Linked DNA regions of Mus musculus: regions 2 and 3 are each linked to region 1. A link is a loop called in an ENCODE intact Hi-C map of the cell type or tissue named here. Cell type or tissue: heart. All regions are shown on one strand.

Region 1 (8,000 bases):
AAATACCTTGCTAGAATTGCACACTGGGGATCTTCCGCTAAAAGGTTGTGCTGAACACTCCCTTTCCGGAATGAAGCAGCAAAACAAGCTTTACAAGGAAGCCCCGACCTACAGAGGCAGATGCAGGTAACAACCAAAAAGGTTTTAGTTCCCTCTTCTGGTGACTAAGACTTCACCTCACCTGGGGCCATCAATGCTGCTTAGGAACTTTGGGAAGGTCTTGAAACAATTGCCCCTCCGGAAGGGAGAGGCTAATTACCATTTCTAAAGGGGGGAATGAAAAGGTCAGCATAGGCCAACAATGGGCTTAAACCAACTCAAGTTGTTACCTAAGTCTACCCTTAAACTGTATAAAAAGTGTGTGCTTAGGAGATTCCTGGTTGCAGGACAGTCCCAGCGCACTGGATCAATAAACCTCTAGCTTGTTGTATCGATCTCCATCTCTGTGTTTCTGTGAGTGGGACATCCTGGATGTAAGGCTCTTCGGGTCTTACACCTGCTCTTGCAGAGGGCTTGGACGTGGTTCTCAGTAGCCATACTGGGTGACTCACAATGATCTACAGCTTCAGCCCCAGGAATCTGACACTCTTCTGGCCTCTGCAGGCATCTGCATTCAGGTGCAAGTGTGTGTACATACAGACATAAAAATAAACCCTATAAGAGTTACCCTTAAAGGGATCTACAATGAAGCCGAATTAAAAAACCTCCTCATATGATCTATAATCCTGCTATCTGGAATTTATTCAAAGAAGCCTACACACAGATGTTCTCAATGAAAGACCCACAACGTGAGGACTCCCCCACGTTCTGACTCAGGAGGGGCAACACCCCAAATCACTCACGAGAAATGGTCTCGCCGCAAACTGCAAGAGGACTTTTATTTCAAGAGCACTCTCGGACCCACCGTCATACACCACGCAGGGGTAGAGGACCATGGCACCCCAAGTAGCTCGGTAAGGGGGTATTAAAGAAAGAAACCACAACTCAAGGAGGTGGGGAGGGTGTTGTTGGAAAATACCAAAAATACCAGTTAAGAGTCACAAGGAAGTGCAAAGTCACAAGAGTCACAAGGAATACCTGGTAATTGTGCGGGTTATTTCTCAAGGCAGTTTCTAAGAGCCCCTAACAATAGCACATTTGCATAGAGGGTTCCAGCAAAGGTCAGGGTGGGTCAGGGTGACTTTCTTTGAATGAACACTCCTTGAACCCAGGAAGCGGGTGGGTGAAGGAATGTAGCAATCTGTTTTATGATTAGCATACCTTGGAACATTGAGTCACAAAGGTCACATTCTCAAGCCTGGGCCTAAAGGCCTAGAACTTTGCTTTTACATTATACTTTTTCATCAGCAGCTTTATTCTATTTATAACTATCCAAACTTGAAATCAACAAAGATGTTTATCAGAGGGTGTCTTAGTTTGGATCTTACTGCTGTATACAGACATCACAACCAAGGCATCTCTTACAAAATACAACGTTTAATTGGGGCTGGTTTACAGGTTCAATCCATTATCATCAAGGTGGGAGCATGGCAGCATCCAGACAGGCATGGTGCAGGAGGAGCTGAGTTCCACCTCTTGTTCTGAAGGCAGCTTGGAGAAGACTCGATTTCAGGCAGCTAGGATGAAGGTCTTAAAGTCGATGCCCACAGTGACACACCTACTCCAGTAAAGCCACACCTCCTAATAGAGCCAATCCCTGGGCCAAGCATATTCAAACCATCACAGAGGGTGAATATGGATAAACTGACTGATCTAGATGATGGGATATTATTTAGTGCTAAAGGGAAATTAACTACCAGTAGCAAAAAGACATGGAAGAAAGTTAAATGTGTATTACTCCACTATTAATCTGAAAGGGCCAAAGTGTCTCTTTTTATTTATTTTTTTGTTTTTTGAGACAGGATTTCTCTGTGTAGTCCCAGCTGTCCTGAAACTCATTCTGTAGACCAGGTTGGCCTCGAACTCAGAAATCCGCCTGTCTCTTCCTCCCGAGTGCTGAGATTAAAGGCGTGCGCCATCACTGCCCAGCTAAGTTGTCTCATTCTTTTTTTTTTTTTTAAAGACTTATTTATTTATTTATTTATTACTTGTAAGTACACTGTAGCTTCAGATACACCAGAAGAGGGCGTCAGATCTCATTACAGGTGGTTGTGAGCCACCATGCGGTTGCTGGGATTTGAACTTCGGACCTTCGGAAGAGCAGTCGGGTGCTCTTGCCCACTGAGCCATCTCACCAACCCCAGTTGTCTCATTCTTAATGTAGGATGTCCTAGAAAAATCAAACTCTAACAACAGTGAAAGGAAAGCTCACTTGTGGTCAGGAGTTGGTGAGGAATGAAGGTTAAATGGGCAGACTACAGAACATCTTTGGGGCAGAGAAAATACTTTCTATTATGTACAATGGTGACTTCTCCTCACTGCCTGTCTGATCTAAGAGCATGCATAAAACCAACAGTACGCTCTAGCAGCAGCCAGGTGCTGTCAGTGGTATTGACATGGCAGGGCAGGGCTATCAGGTGGGCCACTATTCCTGGCCTAAAATGAACAGATGATAAAAATTATAGCCAGGTGTGGTGGCGCACGCCTTTAATCCCAGCACTCGAGAGGCAGAGGTAGGCAGATTTCTGAGTTCGAGGCCAGCCTAGTCTACAAAATGAGTTCCAGGACAGCCAGGGATATACAGAGAAACCCTGTCTCAGGAAAAAAATAAATAAATAAAAAATAAAGATCAAGGTAATGGACAAACTGATGCATTTGTATCAGTAGCTCTCAACTGTCCTACTGCTGCAACTTTTTAATACAGCTCCTCATGTTGTGGTGACCCCATGCCATAAATTATTTTCATTCCTACTTCATAACTGTAATTGTTGCTGCTGAGCGGTACCTGAATTCCTAGGACCATCAGAAACATGTGTTTTCCTGTGGGTGCTACCCACAGGTTGAGAACTGCTGATCTAACTGATAATATGTTAGGCGGATTCATTAAAATTTTCAACTCTAGCCGGCACGCATGCCTTTAATCCCAGCACACGGGAGGCAGAGGCAGGCGGATTTCTGAGTTTGAGGCCAGCCTGGTCTACAGAGTGAGCTCCAGGACAGCCAGGGCTACACAGAGAAACCCTGTCTTGAAAACGCCCCCCCCCCCCATCAATTCTGACCAATATGACAACACAGAGATACTCAAAGACACACAGCGCTTCCAAACAGCACCAACAAGGGCTTACTTACAAGGCCATGACTCTGAGGCTGGGGTGGAGGTGGGGGTGGGAGGGGTGGGTATAACAGCTACACTTGTAGTCCTCTGTACTGGGACTCGGGACTGTGCTTCTGTGCATCTTGTGTTAAATAAGACCAGACACAAGGGGATTTCTTTAATCAAGGCAAGGCTGAGTAAGGACCTTGGAAAGGAGAGTGCATGTGCAGGCTCCTGGTGACTCAGATTTTCCCTCCATTCCATAGGCTCAGCAACCCCAGTCAATTGTACCCTGGGCACTAGGTGCATCCCAGAGGAAATTCCTAAATTGGCCACAAGGAGGAAGTCGAGGGCAGCAGTAACATTGCTGACCCAAAAGCCCTCATTTTCTGAGGCCACAGCCTCTCTTTTGACCAACTTCTTATGTCTCTCATCTCCTGTCCTCTCCTCTTCCTGAGTCCTTTTGTTTCTCTCCAGAAGTTGGAAAATTCTATGCTAGTTGAATTCACTAGGTAACGGATTGAACCTCTTGACTATGGGTTTATAGGCACTCTGAAGAAAAACTGGCTTTAGACTGAGGCTGAGCAGTTTTCACAAGCACAGGGAACCACAAATGTTCACTCAGTAATCCCTTAAGCAAGACTTTGTTAGCCTCTTCTCTCTCTCCGGGAGGAGGGGTTCCCCTGCAGGGCAGGTATCCACCTGCAAGGCCAGCTGCCCTGACAGCCGAAGGAAATTCCTCCCTTGAAGACAAAGGGTCCATTATCCAACAGGCTCCGTTCCCAGGGATAGATAGGGGAGGCACACAGGAGTTTCTTATCTTTACTTTATTTGGCAAAACAGGCGGGGGGGGGGGGGGGGGGGAATCTTCACAGAGACCTGACATCCCCAACCCACCCCATTTCCTGCAAAGCACAAAGGAGAAATTCCACTGCCAGCCTGGCTCTTGCCTCAGGGATGACTGTGGCTAAAAGAGCACAGTGCTCTTTAACCCACATGGAAGCTGCAGGCTGGTGACAGTAGGAAGGCTCTGTCTGTCTTCCCCCTGTCCTGAGCAGTGTTCTCCCAAGTTGTATGCTAGTCCCTGGGGTCCCAGAGATAACACTGGAAGATGCAGCTAATGAGTGAGATCTGGGGTTCATACGTCCTGATTCTGTGACTTAACTGCCAGGCTAGAGAAACACACACACACACACACACACACACACACACACACACACACACACAGAGAGAGAGAGAGAGAGCATTCCCTATGTTCTTCTTCCGGTGGTGATGGCACATGCCTTTAATCCCAGCACACAGGAGGCAGAGGCAGGTGGATCTTTGTGAGTCCAAATCCAGCCTGGTCTATAGAGCTAGTTAGTTAGTTCTAGGACAGCCAGGTCCAACACAGTCCAAGCTGATTTCAAATTTACTCTGTAAGTCACTCTTACCTCACACTCAAAAAATCTTTCCGACTTAGCTTCACAACTACTGGGATTTCCAGTATGCATGATCACACCCAGCTTGAAATTCAGTGTTAAAAAATGATACTGAGTGCTTGCTGCTGCTAAGCACATACAGTAAGATTGGAGCAGCAGAGACTTCAATAGAGCCTCTCGCCAGCATGGAGTGCAAAGCCACAAATGGTCTGTATTTTACAATAATGATTATGTCTTATGAATAACAGGAATGCTGATAAGAAGACAATAGAAATGTTAATCACCCCAATGCATCAGGACCCTCTGTGTACTTGTGACATCACAATGTACCCCCAAAGTACATGGAATTATTAGATCTTAGTTTAAGATTTAATTGGAGATGAAATAATAAAATGGTAGGTGTCCTTACTTGATCAGAAAGTATCTTTTACATACATACGCCATTTACATTAGCATACTCCACACTGAACCTTATATACGTGTCCAGTTAGAAAGCAAATGAAGGAAAGGCTAGAGAGATGACTCCACAAGTTGAAAAAAGTTGCAAGCCTGATGGCCCGGGTTCAATTCTCAGAACTCACATAAAACCCCATGTGGTGGGTGGCAGGCGTCTACAATCCCAGCACTCTTCCCTCTTCTTTTCTCTTCTTTTCTTTTTTTAAATATTTTTTAAAGAAACATTTTATAAAGACTTATTAATAAATAATATGAGAACATTGTAGCTGACTTCAGACTCACCAGAAGAGGACATCAGATCCATTACAGATGGTTGTGCGCCACCATGTGGTTGCTGGGATTTGAACTCAGGACCTCTGGAAGAGCAGCCAGTGCTCTTAACGACTGAGCCATCTCTCCAACCCTGATCCTAGCACTCTTACAGTGAGATGAGAGCTTGCCCAGAGAACTAGGGTCAGCCTGCCTGGAATGTTCAATTCAGCAATACTCGGCCCAGCACAAACAAGACTCTGCCTCTAAAACAAGGTAGAAAGGTTATCTTCTGACCTCCTCCTACATGCCATGGCGTGTGGGCACCCACACTCACATGTATATCCCTCACACACATATACACACAGACAATTAAAGACAATACCAAACAACAATAAACATAGATGGCTAAAAAATTTAAAAATAGTAGTAGTATTGTTAACATAAGCAACATTGTGCCTTTTAAGATAGCTAATGTAATGTCTGAAACCATACAAATAATATAGCATTTTTTGTTTGGGCTAGGGTTTGTCTGAATAGCCAGAATGGCATCTGAACCCAGTCTGCTCTGGATATTATCTGCAACAAGGAAGCAAAATCAAGGCACCATTCACACCTATCTTCTCCTTATACTTCTAACAACAGTTTGCTAGGTGTGATGTGCAGAATTCAGTTGTTTTCTGCATTGACCTCTCATCTTATCCCCTCTTCTCCTGACTCCACCTGGCTGCAAACACAAGTAGTATTACGTGAAATCCTTAAAAAGTTGGAACACAGTACACAAAACACTAGCACAGAGGGCAAGGAGATCTACACTCTGTAATCTGCATGTTCTGAACATGGGGTGAGAAATGCAACAGACGATAAAAAGTGAACTTCTAATTCAGGGGACAAATAGCTGAGGTAAAGGAAAAAAGAGAGCTTTTACCTCTTGGTAAAACTGATTAGAAGGAAAGATATGCCCCACACCTGAGAAGGTCCTCATTTATGTCCTCAAACTAGGAGGAGAGAGGAGCCTGGCACGGCCAGAGAGGCTGAGAAAAGCCTCCTCTCAGGGTTCATGACCTAATCACTGTACCTTCTGGGGCTGACTGGGGTGTGTGGTCTGTGGGGCCAGGATGGGCTCCTACTATTTTACCCCTTGGTTATTCCTTTGTCTAGGAAACTGGAAAGCTCTCCCAGTGTGATGGCTAAAGTAGAAAGTACTAGACAATTCAGAGTGAGCCCAGCCTCAGAAGCAGTCTGGACTTCAGCAAGAGTTAACACAAGTGTATTTAGTCATGGTTACTACTGTTGTGATGAAACACCCTGACCAAAGCAAGTTGGGACAGACAGGGTTTAGTCGGCTTACACTTCCACATCATTGTTCATCATGGAATGAAGTCAGGACAGGAATTCAAATAGGGCAGGAACCTGGGGGCAGCAGCTGATGCAGAGGCCAGAGAAGGGTGCTGCTTGCTGGATCGCTCCGCATGACTTTATCAACCTGCTTCCTGCTTCCTTATAGAACCCAGAACCACCAGCCCAGAGGCAGTACCACCCATAATGGCATGAGACCTCCTGCATCAATAACTAAGAAAATGTCCCATAGGCTTGCTCACAGCCTCATTGTATAGAGGCATTTTCTCAATTGAGACTCTCTCCTCTCCAGTGACTCTAGCTTGTGTCAGGTGGTCATAAAATTATCCTGCATAACTTGATATTCATTTTCTTTGGATCTTAAAAGTCCTCACAAAGGCCTATGGGTAAAGGACTTGTCTACCAGCCTGCACCAATTCTAGGAGGCGATGGCACCCTGGGACAGTGGAGCCACATGAAAGAAAGATAACTGGAGACCCTTGGCCCTTCCTTTCCCTATCTTCATCCTAACCATAGCTCTGTACTACCACATACTCCATCATAATGTCTGTTCTCCCATAGGAATAAAACAGTAGATTAGGGAACGAGAGCATCCTTCCTGCTCTGAAGTGAGCCATTTTGCTCCTCCATAATTACTGTCTTCCCACAGGCCCATAAGGGAAGCAACAGAGCCAGGCAAACATGGACTAAAATCTTTAAAACAGTGAACCAAAATAAATCTTTCTGCCTTATGCAACAATATGTAGGGTAACTGTCAGTGATGGAAAACTAACACACTATTAAACCATCGAAGTCTTCTAGGGTCAGCAGTTGCAGAGTAAGATTAAACTGATACCTGAGTCCAAGGGCAAATGCTCAGAAGCATAAAAACATGTACAAGCAGTCAGATAAAGGCATGTCCTGCCTTTTGAAGCTTACCCAGGGATCTTTCCTTTGTTTGATTGGCCGACCTCACCACGGGAAGGCTCGCGCGAGTACGACTGCCTCTGGCGAAAGGACTCGGTACTTCTCCCTCGGACATGGCTTCCAAAGAGTCACCAGATGTCTCTGATAAATGTTCAACCGGATCCCCCAAATTGGGAGGTTGAGGACTGTGGGACAGCTTGGGACTTTTTGTCTGCAAAAGATATTTTAAAAGAAAGTGTTATTGCTACAAGAAAGAATTATTTATTATTTATTAATATGAATTTATTATCGCCATGATATTGTCAATGCCAGCTCTGGGCAGGAAGAAAACCACCATAAGGATCATTCTGGGAGTCAGTAGGATATACATCCCTAGAGAAAAATGTCCTTGATGACCCCACTACTGATTATAATCA
Region 2 (8,000 bases), 390 kb after region 1:
CCTGATCACCCCCCTCTCACAATCCTTCCTCTATTCCCCCTCCTCTTCTCCTCTGAGTGGGTGGGGACCCCCATGGGCATCCCCCAACCTGGCACATCAAGTCTGGAAGGGTATGTGCATCCGCTCTCACTGAGGCTAAACAAGGCATCACCGCTAGAAGAACATATCCACATTTGGGCAATAGTTTTTAGGATAGCCCCCATTACAGTTGTTCAGGACCCACATGAAGACCAAGCTGCACATCTGCTCCATATGTGTGGGAAGGCTTAGGTACAGCCTGTGTATATTCTTTGGTTGGTGGTTCAGTCTCTCAGAGTCCCAATGGTCTAAAGAATATGGAATGCTTCATGCATTTGCTTGTCATTCTTGTGCAGGGGTCATGTTAATTTTTTCTGTATTGTTCCAATTTTAGTGTATGTGCTGCTGAAGCAAGCACCCCCTTGTTGTTTATAATTAAAATCAGAGCGGAGTGTCTTAAGAAAGCAAATAGTGTTTAAGTGTCCCACATGGTGGAAGGACCCGAGAATGTGCAGAAATCCTTGAAGATTTATTCCAAGGCCCAGCTTTCTCTTTCTAAAACCCAGGCTATAGACACTTTGTCTACAACACAGAGATTCACTCCAGAAACTGCAACATTGCCACTCTCCACTGGCCTTGCTTGTGCTCACATTGGCACTGGGCCCCAGAGAGAGATGGAAGAGAAAGGGGGGGGGGGCTAAAAACAATTGTTTGGGGGAAAACACACATGGTCACAGAGTGCCCGAGATTTTAAAGACCAGAAAATCTCCTGCGATTCTTTTCTGCACCAACATTTAATTTCATTGAATTACATTTTGGGAAATAAGGATAATTCAGGGATAGAGTCCAGCCATAAGGTTCATGAAAGCCAAATACATCACTAGGAGATAAAGATTCCTGGGGAAGACTGCATTTGAGGTCTTTGACCTCTTTTGAACCTTTTACCCCTTTCTTTTAAAATGTACATGATTTTACTCATGTTTGAAAGAAAGGAAAGGAAAATAAAAACAGAAACAATAGAAATCGCTAGAAAGACGTTCCAGGGGCAATGACATGAACAGGTTCCAGAATATGGGGAGAGAGGCTGTTTTTAGAAAAGAAAACAACCTTGTCCCCTTCTCTTCCAGCTCCAGGGAGCTGTAAACACCTGCAGCCAATATTCCCAAGTAAGAATCCACTCCAGGTTCGAGCCCACGATGCTTTCCCCATATCCCTTACTATTGTGAGCATAAAACAAGGTTGAAAGAGAAACTGGGCCCCCAAACACAGTCCTTGGAGGAAGACCCATGGCTGCTGATAGCTGAAGCTTTACTTTCTTCTGAGTGTAGACCACCACCAAAATGGCATCAGACAACCAAGGGTTTGAAACTGGTAACTCTGTGTATGTGGACTTCCGTGTAAATATATACGTGAATTCCATTGAGGAAAAGAGGTATGGCAGAGGTGTCTCATTCAGCAAATGTCCTCCTGCAGCCATCCAGCCTGTGCTTCTCTTTGTCACTACCCACCACAAATGATTTTTTGCAGTAAATATGAACTTCCAAACAAGTTAATTACATAGGAGAGCAACCTGCACTTCACCCAAGATTTCAGGTATTATTTTTCATCAGATATGAGTTATCCAAAGTAGCTAAAAGAGATGATTAGTAAAGGTCTTTATTGAATGTGGGTTCAAACCAACAAATACAGCTATTGAAATAGCTTTCTTTAATCTAGTGTTTTCTACTGAGTGGTAATCTTTTTTATTTTCCTCTTCACAATCGCTTTTGGGGACTTACGGTAATCTGGGAGAATATACACTTTCTGCAAACAGAGACAGCCCAGGCACTTTTTATTTGTTTTTGTTTCACAGTAGAACTATATGATTTGATAGGAGCCTCAAACATAGCTTCTCTATCGTGAAAGAGCCTTGGACTCTGCTGTTTTTCAGGTCTCAGACAGCCTGGGCTTCTAAGGAGTAACTGGGGTTCTCGTTCATTGGCATCAAATCTTGCCTTCAGTTAAGCTGAAATACTATGTTGTAACTGCCATTACTTTCTGTGCACTCAGGCTTGGGGTAAAGCCTGGCCTCTAGACACAACACACATCAAAGTTAAAATTCACATTGACAGAGTCCTAGTCTCGAAAAATTATTTTGTTGACCTTAGTACACATTTGTCATATCCGTGCATGTATGTATGTGTGTGTGTTTGCAAACCCATTGGCACATACATATACAAGGAGGGTGCCAGAGGTTGTCTGGTGTCTTCCTTACTTTCTCTGCACTGGAATTTAGAGCTTGCCAATTCAGCCAGCTGTGCCGGACAGCTTGTTGGGGGGACCCCATCTCTATCTTCTACAGGCTGGGACTACAGGCATCCTGCCAAGACCATCTGACATTTACATTGGTGCTGGGGAGTCAAACTAGTCCTCCTGTGTGTTCAGCAAATGTTTTTTTATCTGTTATTTCATCTCCCAAGCCCCTACAAGTTAGTTCAGACTTACCTCAAATCTGTAATCGTCCTGTCTCTGCCTCTTCAGTGCATGCTATCAGCATGTGCCTCCATAACTAGCTCACTCTTGAAAATTTTTAAAATGTTGTCATGAGTTGAGATTTAAAATGAATTATCTCTATATTGTGATTATTTTATAATGGAACTTTACAGTATATGCAGTTTTTAAAGGACTTTTGTTTTTATGATTAGCAGTTTCAAGCCAACCACCTGATACAGCTCCACCATGATTTTAACGAATTATTTGCTTTATGGCCACTTGGCTGGGCACTACGACAGGTGTTAGTGTACATTACATTATAAATTAGCTGGCCAGGAGTGATGGGTCATGGCCTTAATTCTGGCAGAGAAAGGTGGAGGTGAGGATCTCTATGAATTCAAGACGAGCATGGTCTACATAGCAAGTTCCAGGCTGGCCAGGGCTACACAGTGAAACTCTGTGTCAATAAATAAACACAAGCAGACTAACTTTTGCTTTCATGTTATGGAGACTACAGAGGACTCGTGCTTACAGTGTTTCCCTTCACACACAGGGACACGACTTTCTTCCTATGTAATAAATCCAGGCTGCTCCTTTTGTCTCTAAACCCCTCGTTTTCATCATCAGTTTGATGAACTTTAGCTATCCCCTCATCCTGAAGAATACAAAAAGAACATGTTATTTCCTCCTTGCCTGTAAAGACTGTGTGTCAGCTTGGTTTAAAGCTGACAGTGTCTGGATGATGTCCTTGGGGTTTGCATAAATACACTGAAGATGGAAGTGGTCAGAGGGTCATGCTACTCCTCTGTAAGACCGGATGCCTGGCTCTTTGCTGGGGCTCAGCTTCAGCATTTCAATTCTAATCTGCATTTGTGAAATATATTTCTATTTCTTTCATTCCTGACATTCATCTCAGCATCCCACGGAGATGGTCCATTTTATGGCTTTTATTTTACTCAAGAGAAATAAGAAACAAGAGCTTTAATGACTTTTCCAAAGTCAATAACAAACCACGAATCAGGATTCAAAGTCTGCAAATGCCTACCTAAACCTTTCCAAAAAATATGGGCTGTTTTTCTGTTTAGCTAACTAGAATAAATTAGAATACGGGCACATTAGATAAGGAGGCAGTGCCTGGTTCATAACATGGTGACATCATTGCATTGCTGCTTCAGTCTAAACAGTTAACACTCTTCTAAACTTCTCAGCATGTCTACCTTGGTTGCTCACTTGTGTCTACCCTCATGTTGCATCTATTTGTGAAATCACCCAGAGAAAATATTAAGGAAGTTATGAAAATTCTAGCACAAGGGGAACATCTTTCTTCCTAATGGGCAGTCATTAACTCAGACTGCACTGCTCTTGTGATAAGCACATGCCATGCCCTACTCGACAGTGATGGAACTGACAAAGTAGAAAACTGACTCAGGCTTTCACCCCAAATCCAGAGATCCTGAGGACATTAGCTTACAAGAGCTGCGCCTGTTTGCAAAAACAATTCTATGGTTTCTTTTTCCCATGTTTGAAGCTGACTAGGTCTTTCCTTGCTGGGCTTCCAAGGACCGGGGCATTGACTTCTCTGTCATTTCTTAGGGTCCCTGGAGGATTGTAAGCTCACAGAATCCCGGAATTACCTCTGGACCCCTGTTTCCAAAGGCTTGATACATGGCAAGAACTGAACAAAAGTCATGTGGCTGTCACTGTGTCCCTGTTGCCCCTGGGTACCTTTAAAAATAATAATACAGATTAGAGGCAGAATTCTGAAACAGAAAATCAAAATTTTGCTTAAAAATTTTATAGCTTAGGACAGGGATATTACATAGTTAGAAATCATCTATTTAGTCATCTTAGACAATAAATAAAAGTAAACAAATAAACGAGGGCAGGCTCCTTTGGAACTGAATTTGGTCGAGGAGGAAATCTGTGTTGCAATGAATGGAGTGTGGTGGTCTCCAGAGCTACTAACTTTCTCTACTGTTTGGAAGTACGAATGCTGTCTATGGGCTTTAATGAGCTTTCTCTACTGTTTGGAAGTACCAATGGTGTCTATGGGCTTTAATGAGGGTCTCCTGCAAGACAGGCTGTGAGGTTTGAATTTTACTTTGGTCAAATGATTAGTGGACACAACTTTATACTGCCCCCTGGTGGTGCCATGTTTAACTGTGCTCTGGAATTTCTCTTAATCTGAGTACCAAGCCTGGATGTGAACTTGGTTTAGGCAGTGGTATATGGATGTAGAACAGCAGAAACTCATTTTCCTCAACATTCAGATGTCCTCCTATCGGTGTTATTTGTCCAGGGCATGACTTGAGTATCAGGGAAGAAGGCAAGTTACTTATAAGAAGGATGTCAAGATTCCAATGAGGTTTTCTCCACAGGCTCACTGGCATGGAGTTGCCCTAAGAACTAATAATGTGAGTGTGTCAACTGTACTTGATGACTTTCACCCACAGTCATCTAACCCATCTCAGACTCACACACATTAGCACCTCAACCTTGATGCTAAAAATGGGGGTCAAATGAAAAGTCAAAGGTCATTGAAGTCATTAGCTTTGAAGCATTGAATTTATGGCTTAGAAATCAAGAAATGGATTAAAATAAAATGAATTACAAAATCCTAATAGGTCAGGAAGGTGTCCCACTCACTGCTAGGTTAGACCAGTGGTAACTTATAGCTCACAAATCTTCTCTTTCCTTCACCCATGAGCTGAAGATTGGTGAGACTTGCTGTCTATGTCTCTGCGTTGTGCAGGGAGACACAGGAGAGGCTTGAATTTCAGGATCATTTCTTAATTCTCCGGAAGCTTCTGAGACAAACTGGGATTGCGAAGACTCAGAGGATATGCCCTTCTCAGCACACAGAAGACATGCCCTTCTCAGCACACAGAAGACATGCCCTTCTCAGCACACAGAAGATATGCCCTTCTCAGCACACAGAGGATATGCCCTTCTCAGCACACAGAGGATATGCCCTTCTCAGCACACAGAGGATATGCCCTTCTCAGCACACAGAGGATATGCCCTTCTCAGCACACAGAGGATATGCCCTTCTCAGCACACAGAGGATATGCCCTTCTCAGCACACAGAATATATGCCCTTCTCAGCACACAGAAGACATGCCCTTCTCAGCACACAGAAGACATGCCCTTCTCAGCACACAGCAGATATGCCCTTCTCAGCATACAGAAGATATGCCCTTCTCAGGACACAGAAGATATGGCCTTCTCAGCACACAGAAGAGGTGGGTTATAGATGGACAAACCTGATTGGGAGAGTCTGAAATGACATGTCTAGTGGCAGTTCTCACTGGGGTGTGGGCTGGGGAATTTCATAGAAGAGAGAAGAGGTCACCTTATCAGAATTTTTGGGGTTTCCTATGTTTTGAGCTTGCACATACTAGAATATAAGGAAGACCTAGGTCCATCGGAGGAAAATGACTGCTAGCAGATCTTAAATGACATGCAAGCAAAGAAGGGTGACATGAGACTCTTAGGACACCATTTATTCCATTGTCCTGCAATGTAGGCAAGGTTGGTCTAGATTTTGTTGGTCCTCTTGCACTAAATTTATGTCCCTGCTAGAATTTTGAGCTCAGTAGAGAGGGCTATACCACCTGACTCTGCCACAAACCAAACTGTCCACATCCATTTTCAGAAGCTAATAAAGATGGCTAACTTCACGGTGTTGGGGCAATAGTGGCCTTGATCAAGCTTTTCCTTCATATCATGACAGCTAAAGTTCTTCTAACATCCTTGTTGAGCATGCTCTTTCTCACATTGCATGGAGATCTCCAATAAGGATGGAAGTTGTTGCCTTGGCCTTGCTTGATGCTAAGCATACCTTACATATAGAATGTTCTTCTTTGATCCTAGTGGGTGGTTAACATTAGATCAGTACACAGCTGAAGCCACATCTTTCAGTGACTTTGTCTGATCACTCTCACCTCCCTTTCCTATTCCTCTCAGGCGATACTTATGATCTTTCAAGGTTATCCCAGGGCCAGGCAGGATCAGTCACATGACAGAGTGGTACACTGACTGGAGGTTCCAACCTTGATATTTCTATTTCTTAGTGGCTCCATGAGATCCATTTTCATATCCTCCACCGAGAGAGGATTTCCTTTGTCAAGTGTGTTTCTTAGTCCATTTTGGCCAAAGTAGTTTTCACAGCGAGAGAAGAATAAAGAGAAGGCATACAAATTCATATAAGGATCAAACCCCAAACACTCTAGCTGTTTCTGTGCTGTCTTTGGAACAGACTTCTTCATAAAGCAGAGTTAGAAAAGCAATGTAAGCTGAGGGTGGATTTTGGTAATAACTCGGCTCTGTGTCATTTTAATGGGTCAATGGGCAATTTATCTTCTCTACTTTCTACCATGAAGAATTCACTTAATCATAGGATCATGTCTGAGTTACTGCCATGGCAAAACATGACCAAGTCAACTTATTAATGAAAGCACTTAATTCAGTGTTCTTGGTTTTAGAGAGCTAAAGTCCAGCAACAATATACTGGGAAACATGGTAAAAGTCAAGCAGGCATGTTGCTGGAGCAGCAGCTGAGAGCTTAAGGTTGATTCACAGACACAAGGCAGAGAAAAGAAACTTACCTGGGAATAGTGTGGACTTTTGAAACATCAGCACTCGTCCCCAGTGATATAGCTCTTCCAACAAGGCCTCCTAATCCTTCCCAAATGTTCCACCAACTGGGAACCAAGCATTCAAGTATCTGAGCCTATGTGGGTCATTCTTATTTAAACCACCACAGATGCTAATGAGTCAGATTGTTCTGGTAAATTAATAAGCATAAGGGCTCAGCCTGGTATTATTGTTCACCTAAAATATATCTAACCAATTGTCCCCTGCCATGAACCGCCCTGCTCTCAACAGATTCGTTTCCTGTCTAATGATGGAGTATATGGTGGGTATTACCAATGTCAAGTGCATATGTATGCTACCCCCTTCCCTAGAATGTAGCTTTCTTTCTCCCTTATAGGCCTGTAATAGTGGCATACTTTCATATTAATATGTGTGCACTCACACACATATACGTTTAGGTACATATTAGTCTATCCATATATTTATATTTAAAACCCATTCACATTTTACGTGTGTAATATAGAGAAAATATGAAGGTACATCTAGGTTCTATATCAGACTTTCAGGTACATGTCTCCTTGTCCTCATCCATCTCTTAGACATGTGTTCCAATTCTATGCAAGATCCCTAGAAGTCTGGTTTTGTACTTTTCTATTTCCCTGAAGCACTTGGCTCAGAGTGATGCAAACCACTGATGCATACTCAACAGATGATGGTCTCCCTAAAAGAACAGAACAACCAGCACCAACGAGACTACAGGGAGACAACCTTCTCAGCACAAAAGTGAGCAGCATTTGTGTTAAGAACAATGTGGGTGCCCTGGAGGAACAGGATCTGGTCTTTACTTTTCTATGGACACAGAATGTGCATTTTCAGAGCACAGCTTTTGAGTAGACATTAGGAAAATACCCAAT
Region 3 (8,000 bases), 170 kb after region 1:
TTTACATTATGTAAGAAAATTTTTATTGTTTCTGCTTCTATACAAGAAGCCAAGAGTTTTAATCTTTCAGTGTATATTGTTTCCTAAGTGAAAAGTATTTTATTAACTAATGCTTCTTAAAGTTTACCTTAAATCCTTGCTCTCACCCAAAAGATTCAGAGACAATATCCTTTTATTACTTAGGGTTTTAGTTTACTACAAAAGTTTCTACAAAAAATAAAGCTTTTATAATTGTTATTAATTGGTAATTAAAAATTGGTTGTGCCCAAAACAATTCTTTGGCCAGAAAAAACGTTATTGTAAAGTCATTTTTCTCATCCTCCCAGGCAATCGTTGGCCCATGTGGGCCCAACTGGCTTCTGTGGGGCGGAGTCTTAAGACACAGTTTCCCCTGTTCCAGCACAGATGATCTAGTTGTGTGCTGTAGATGGTGTTTTAAAATGCTGAACAATCAAACCTTAATTTGTATATTAATAGTCAATGCCATATCTCTGAGCAAGCAGGTTTCAGGCTGGGGGAGGGGAAACTACATTCTTCACTGTGAACTTACACCATATTTTCTTTATCAGCTCCTCTGTTGATGGGCATGGAGGCTGATTCTGTGTCTTGTAGAGACACCTCTGTGACACTGATTTCGACTCTTTGAAGTAAATAGTTAGATTAAACTGAATCTTGAGGCTCTAAATGTTGGGGTAATCTTTTTGTACACTGTGTGATATGTCTCTATCCTTTCTCACCTGTCTAAGGCATTCTCGGTTTGACTTTAAAAAGAACTGTTGGCCAATAGCAGGACAGGAAAGGGAGGCGGGTCTTCTGGGCAGAGACAGAAACTCTGGGAAAGAATCAGGTACGGGACAATCAGCAGCCAAACATGGAAGAAGATGGACATACTGGGACAGTGAGAGGTAACAGGCCACATGACAAATGTGGACTAGTATAGACGGGGTTATTAAGTTATAAGAGCTAGTTGGGAAATAGCCTAAGACAGTGCCTGAGCTACAACAAATAATAATAGACTCTGTGTCATTATTGGGAGCTGGCAGTTTGAGACAGTCTGGAAATAGCTACAGATTATAAGTGCAGCTTACTGTGAATGCTAAGGAGCAACAGACGTCCAGCCATCATGAGCTACTAATGTTTCTCCAAAAGTCAACAACTGCAAAGACGGGTCACTCCTGAGCCCTTGTGCCACCGCTTCCATAAGTACAGACTTGGGTTAGATAGTCCCATTTTCCTACCTCTGGAGTGACAATAGCAACAGTACCCAACTCAGAGGGTACTGTGAGAGGCAAAGGAGAGCTGTGCCTGATGCCATGGAGAAGTGTGTGAAATGAAGTCGATCAATAACAACTCTTATATCAGTCACGGCCATAAGAAAAGAACAAGACCATCCAAGGACTGGTCATGATCCTTAGAAAAGATGTCAACATGTGGTGAAAGCTATTGGGTCAAAGTGATAGGAACATGACCGGACAGTACAGCAAGATGGCTTCTATACAGCGATGTGGGTAGCTCTTCTCTACTGCACTGGGAGTCAACATTGGCTCCCTTCAACGTCTGAAGTGCTCTGGAAAACAAAATGCAGTGACCTTGGTAATCTAAGCGGAAGAGGAACACCCAGAATAGATCCGGGTGAGGCGTGCTTAGCTTCGTTATGGAAGTAAGGCCTGTTAGGGCTGTAGGACTTCTTAGAAACTTAGTCTGAAGTGTCTTAAGTCTGCTAACTAAGGCTGGAGCTTCTCACCTTTATCCCATTAGCAATCTTTTCAAAGCCCAAACAATGGGCCTTTGTAACCAAGGTATTTCTTTTCTCCGTTGAGGTCAAAAATCTAATTAAGTTGACCCTGAGCACACACAGAGAATTAGCCAGAGAAAGCTAAACAATTGAGAGATGGGGGAGGGGAGGGCAGGAAGCCTGGCAATCAGATAAACACATTACTCGCTGACAACAGGTTGTAAAAACCTTGATGGCACTGGCTTGGGACAAGTTTAGAATGGGATGTAGTCACCTCAGTGCTACCTGGTACACCAAGGGGGAAACTTACAAGGAATGAAGGGAAGGATTAGATTTATGCTTTCCCATATTTACTTAATAATTGGCAACGCTATCCTGAGCAACTGCAAGAACCCAACAGGGGGGTGGAGAGATGGCTCAGTGGTTAAGAGCACTGAGTGCTCTTCCAGAGGTCCTGAGTTCAATGCCCAGCAACCACATGGTGGCTCACAACCATCTGTAATGGGACCTGATGCCCTCTTGTGGTGTGTCTGAAGACAGCTACAGTGTACTCATACAAGTAAAATAAATAAATCTTGAAAGAAAGAAAGAAAGAAAGAAAGAAAGAAAGAAAGAAAGAAAGAAAGAAAGAGAGAGAGAATGAACCTAACAGGGATGTGATGGGAAGGATGACCTGAAAGGTTCATCAATCAATATAAAAACCCTGCCTGCCCTGTGAACACTGTGAACCCTTGTCTCTGCCTGGAGCACTGAGAATATGGGCATACATGGTACCAACCCAGGTTTGCACATGGGTGATGGGCAGCCAAACTTAGGTCTTTATGCTTATAGCAGGGACTTATAGTGGGGAATTTTCAGTATGAGCCATCTATGCAGTCTGCCATGTGAATTTTGAGCCATTTAGTGTGGTAAGTCTCATCACAGATAGGCCTATTTATTCCTCCCCCAAAACTTCATGGTTCTGATGGGTTTTTGTTGGTTCCCTCAACATCAGCAACTCAGCATCTCCAGTTCCAGGAAAAGGGGGAAAATTTAACATCTGCAGTGTCTCCCCATGCATAAGTCAGGAATGCCTCCAGACATTCACACAGCATACTTCATAATGTATGCAGTTTTGATTGATCATTGACAAGAAGCCCAATGGCCATTTATCAAAAAGATGCTAAAACCATAAAATGGTTAACTTATAAATTAAGTACATGGCCTGGAAATCATAGCTCAACTAGAAGAGCATTATTTTCAGAGATCCTTTATAGCTCTAACATTTTTCAAGCCTAATCATGAGTTCTGTTTGCCTTTGGTACAGACCCAGGTTTGACTCCACAGCCCTGCTTCCTGCACACTGCCTGACATCTAGGCACTCCAGAAATACTTGTTTCATAAAATGAACAAAACTGAAGTGTGGGCAAATTTAACCCTCCAGGTCCCAAGCCAGATTTTCCCAGCTCACTCCCAGAGTCTCATAAAGTAGCAGAAGGCAGCAGAGGCTCAACACACCATTTACACCTCAGTGCTGGACTTCCACACTCTTAGTCTGCCTTTTAGACTTAGGGTTGGTCTGGACCTCCATGCTTGGAATCTTCAATTATTTCACTTCCTGCAGTTATAGAGAAGGAGAGGCAGAGGCCACAAAGCCCTGTGAAGCAGCAGGCGTTCAAATAGGCATACCAGCATTTCACCACTAGAGGGCAGGAGAGTCAGGAGACCGTCTCTGCAAGAAACCACTGCCCTTCTGGGTATGAACTTCCTCGTGTAAGGAAGCAAACCCCTCATGAATAATTCACAATTCTTGGTCAGGGAATAGGATTAAAATTTCTTCTTTGGGCAATCTGAAATACACATTTTGAGCAGGGACTTTTTTAAAAAAAGTTTTAACTTAAAGCAAAATCAGAGCATATTCAGAAAAGTCCCCCAAACCTCTTGAACACCTCTTTGAGCAGCCGCCTGTGAGTTTCCAACCTATGCTCTGTATTTTGACCACCAGACACATCCATCCTGTGGCCAGGCATGCACATCTGGACCAGATGCATGCACATCTGACAAATAAGGTTGCTTCAGTTTAAAGTATAAGATGCCAAGTTAAAATAGTAAAAACACTTTAATATAGAGGCATCCCAATTTGGGAGCAATTTGTCTTCTGTCTGTTGGTCTGGCTTGGTTTCTTGAGACATAGTCTGGTTTGAACGCCCTATGTAGTCTAGGATAGACTTGAAACTTGAGATCCTCCTGCCTCTGCCTTCTAGGTGCTGGGATTCCAAGCAAGTGCTACCACACCCAGCTTGGAACTTGTCATTTTTATTGCTGTTCTCAATACCTGACTTGAATGTGTTATTAGGACACTTGCTCTTCAAGTGGGCCAGGTCTCTCCCCTGCTGGGGCTTTCTCCATCTCCTGAGCCTGGGATGGTTTTTCTTCATTCACTTTTCACTCAGTTACCACACTCAGTACTGAAGGTCTGGCTTGGGAGCTTCTTCCTTGTCTAGTGTTAATGCAGCTTGTGCCACAGCCATTGTGGGACCCCAGGGAACTATGTGTGGAATGTGAGATGGCCGACTCCCATCAGGAAGAGAATGGTTCCCATAGAGCCACATGTGAATGCTTTGGGAGTGGCATATGGATGTGTGGCCTTGTTGGAGTAGGTCTGGCTCTGTTGGAGGAAGTGTGTCGAATGCTCAAGATGTTTTAAATGCCCAAGCCTGGCCCAGTGTCTGTCTCTTCTTGCTGTCTGTGGATCTGGATGTAGAACTCTCTGTTCTCTCTCTAGCATTATGTCGGCCCAGACACTGCCATGATGATAATGGACTAAACCTCTGAACGTGTAATCCAGCACCAATGAAATGTTTTTCTTTATAAGAGTTGCTCCGGTCATGGTGCCTCTTCACAGCAATGGAACCCTAACTAAGACAGGGATGGGTGAGAAGCATCCTTGAGAAGGGACCGTTCTAGATGTCCAAACATAGTGGAGGGGAAAAGAAGGCTCGAAACTCCCATTCTAGACAGTGATGCCTGGGAACACAGAACCTAGATCAATTTTGTTACCCCTGACCTTGTCCTCTGTGCCTACAGATGACAGGCTTTCAGCAGTGTGTCTGACCTAAGGACTATTATGTAATAAGCATATTCCTCTGTCATATTCTGAGTTCTGCTTTGTATTCTGACCCAAACCTCATGTCTGTTTTTGCCCATGTTCTGGAGGAAGGTGCCCTGACAGACATGTTTATCTCTTATTCCAACAGTTAGTACTCAGCGAGTCTCCTTGACATGGCAGGTACCTTTCTGCCTCATTCCTCAGGCTCTGGATTCCTTGAACCTGGCAGTACACAGCCCCAAAGCCATCGTGGAAGAATTTGTGAAATTGGTTCAGTGTTCCATTTAAAACAGGATAAGGCTCTTTGGTGCCTAATGGATAGAGCCTAGGGTAGCAAAATATGCTTGGTGATACGGATTCTTACCTTTCACAAGCTTGAGGTAGCAAGAGAAAGGTGCACCCAGGCCAGCCTTGGGAGAGAGTTCGGGGAGAGGGTGACTAGTTTTCTCTAGAGAAGCTCAGTCCACGCACAGCTAGAGGTGGAACGGCGAGGAGAACCATGCTTATTCCCCATCTTTCAGTTTGAGACCTCTGCTTGCCTTAGGTGTTGTCTTAGATACTGCTTAATGGAACGAATGGGGCGTTTCCTGATTTGGGGATGGAGAAATGTGAACTGTGTGGCAGCGAGAGCTGAGAGCTCAGAGGTTGGTTGCCACTTAACCTCTGATTTTCCTAAGAGGTATCCAATGTCTTCCTCTGCCTTCTACAGTGACAGAACGTACCCTAAAATCCAGAATTGACATCTATGATTCACAGGGCTCTGAGACTCAGGAGGCATCAGCTTTGGAATCTTTTAGCCACAAGGAGAGAAAGGACAGGTGTGCAAAACAGTAAGCAGCAGCCAGGCCGTGGTGGTGCACCCCTTTAATCCCAACACTAGAGTGGCAGAGGCAGGAGGACCTCTGTGAGTTTGAGGCCAGGCTGGTCTACAAAGCAAGTTGTAGGACAGCCAGGGCTACACAAAGAGAAATACTGTCTCAAGGGAATTGTGGGAATGGGGAGAAAGAATGAAACAGAAGATTAAGGTGGTTTAGAAGTTAAGAGTCCCTGCTATTCCAGGGACACAAGTTCAGTTCCTTGTGACCCCTCAATAACTCAGAACCTTTTATAGCCTCTGCCTGACGGGATATGCTGCCCTCTTCTGGCCTCTAGAGGCATTGCACCCACATGGTACATTTGCACAGACACAGGCAAAATACTTACATGTAAAACAGAGTGAACAGCACAGGTTGCCTGTGCTGAGGATCCAGTGAAGAGAAAGAGGCCTGGCTGGGAACTGTGTAGAAGGTCAAACTGGGGAGATGTTTGCAGGACGTTTGACAAATTATTTGCCATCCCCTAAAAGTGATTTTTAAAAAAACAATTGTATTTATTTATGCATGTGTGTGTGTGCATATGTGTGTGTGTGTGTGTGTGTGTGTGTGTGTGTGTGTAAGCAAGCATGTGGAGGACACAAGAAAATTTGCTACAGCCAGTTCTCTCCTTCTACTGTGAGGGTTCCAGGGACTGAACTCAGGTCATCAGGTTGGTGGCAAACACCTTTGTCTACTGAGCCATCTTGCCAGTCCTAGTGATGATTATTTTTTTTTAAGATTTATTTATTTGTTATATGTGAGTACATTGTAGCTGTCTTCAGACACTCCAGAAGAGGGAGTCAGCTCTCATTACAGATGTTGGTGAGCCACATGTGGTGGCTGGGATTTGAACTCAGGACCTTCAGAAGAGCAGCCAGTGCTCTTACCCACTGAGCCATCTCTCCAGTCCCCATCAAAACTTAGCCCATTGTGGTGATACATGTCTTTAAACCTAGCACTGGAGAGTCAGATAGATCACAGATAGATCTCTGTGAGTTTGGGAGCAGCCTGAGATACATAGTAAGACCTTTTCTTAAAAATCAATCAACCAACCAATCAACCAATCAACCAACCACCAACTTCCAAAATAATAACAAGAAAACATTAGAGCAGGTTTCCTTTGGAAGCCGTTGCTGAAGCCATAGTATGACCTGGGTCAAGCACACAGGCATGAAATGGTCACAGCTTAAAAATCATTCATTGAGCCGGGCGTGGTGGCGCACGCCTTTAATCCCAGCACTCGGGAGGCAGAGGCAGGCGGATTTCTGAGTTCGAGGCCAGCCTGGTCTACAAAGTGAGCTCCAGGACAGCCAGGGCTATACAGAGAAACCCTGTCTCGAAAAACCAAAAAAAAAAAAAAAAAAAAAATCATTCATTGAGGGGCTGGAGAGTTGGCTTAGCAGTTAAGAGCACTGATTGCTTTTCCAGAGATCCTGAGTTCAATTCCCAGCACCACATGGTGGCTCACAACCATTTATAGTAGGATCTGATGCCCTCTTCTGGTGCATCTGAAGACAGCAACAGTGTACATGTATACATAAAATAAATATTTTTTTTAAAAGAAACAACAAATTATTCATTGATTCAACACTTTGGCAGGAAAGAAAGTACTTCCCCTTCCTTGGCTTTCCAGAGGGACAGACTTCCTTCCATCAGAACATATTTTCCCATCCCTTAATCTTTTCTTGAGAACCATAGGGCATTCCCTTCCCTTTCCTCCTCCTCCTCTATCTTCCTCGGGCCCACATGTTGGCTGGGAGGATTGTAGCAGTCCAACTCTAGGTAGAAATGGTAGAGTTAGAGCCCTAATTCTGGAACATTCCTGCTAGACATGCATCTCAAATATGCTGCAGAGGCCCTTATGCTAAAAGCTCAGTCAGCAGCCCATGGTGCTGCAGGGAGGTGGTAGGACGTTCAGGAGGCAGAGTGTAGGAGGAAGAGGAGGAGGCTGGTACATTGGTTCCTAGGTCCCTTCCATCCTTCTCCCTCTCCCTCTTTTTCTTTCTCCTTTTCTCTCTACTGCGCAGCAACCACGAGGTGAGCGGCTTGGTCCAATGCATGTTCTTTGTCATGATGCTTGTCTTTCTTTGGCCCATGGAAACCTGTGAAAATGTGAGATCTTTGTTTTAAAGACAGGGTCTCACCATGTGATCTAGGCTGGCCTCTGCCTCTTTGTAGGCAGGCACCACTCCCAACCAAACTGCCTTCTTTTTAAGTTTATTTTTCCTATATGTTCTTTCATAGAGATGGAAAACTGATTCCTAAAAACCCATGGCTGCCCTAACCCTAAGCCAACACAGTTATCTGTGTGTTTTTCTGCTTT

The links. Peaks named below come from ENCODE experiments on the same cell type or tissue, not always from the same donor. Only the 100,000 strongest peaks of a DNase experiment are listed, where the experiment ranks them.
Region 2: it touches region 1 in a loop (7-fold over the local background); 18 of 42 quality-filtered maps call a loop at or near these places.
Region 3: it touches region 1 in a loop (2.9-fold over the local background); 8 of 42 quality-filtered maps call a loop at or near these places.

Annotation. Positions count from the first base shown.
Region 1 is chr2:20,661,693-20,669,692 of GRCm38, reverse strand. Etl4 (enhancer trap locus 4) reads right to left here. Exons shown (of 22, transcript NM_001081006.1): 4 at 7,597-7,795. Among named protein-coding and RNA genes, the nearest start is that of Arhgap21, 300 kb to the left of the region's middle. In heart, a CTCF peak has its summit at 3,532 (motif pointing right); no DNase peak of the experiment used is centred here; H3K27ac peaks cover 1,067 bases.
Region 2 is chr2:20,272,955-20,280,954 of GRCm38, reverse strand. It overlaps Gm23970 (a small nuclear RNA gene), which reads right to left and starts at 436; the gene lies at 330-436. It also overlaps a transcript of Etl4 not described here. In heart, a CTCF peak has its summit at 4,646 (motif pointing left); no DNase peak of the experiment used is centred here.
Region 3 is chr2:20,490,290-20,498,289 of GRCm38, reverse strand. The region is part of intron 2 of Etl4 (enhancer trap locus 4); the gene reads right to left. Among named protein-coding and RNA genes, the nearest start is that of Gm17171, 160 kb to the right of the region's middle. In heart, CTCF peaks have their summits at 3,414 (motif pointing right) and 5,971 (motif pointing left); a DNase peak (open chromatin) is centred at 1,909.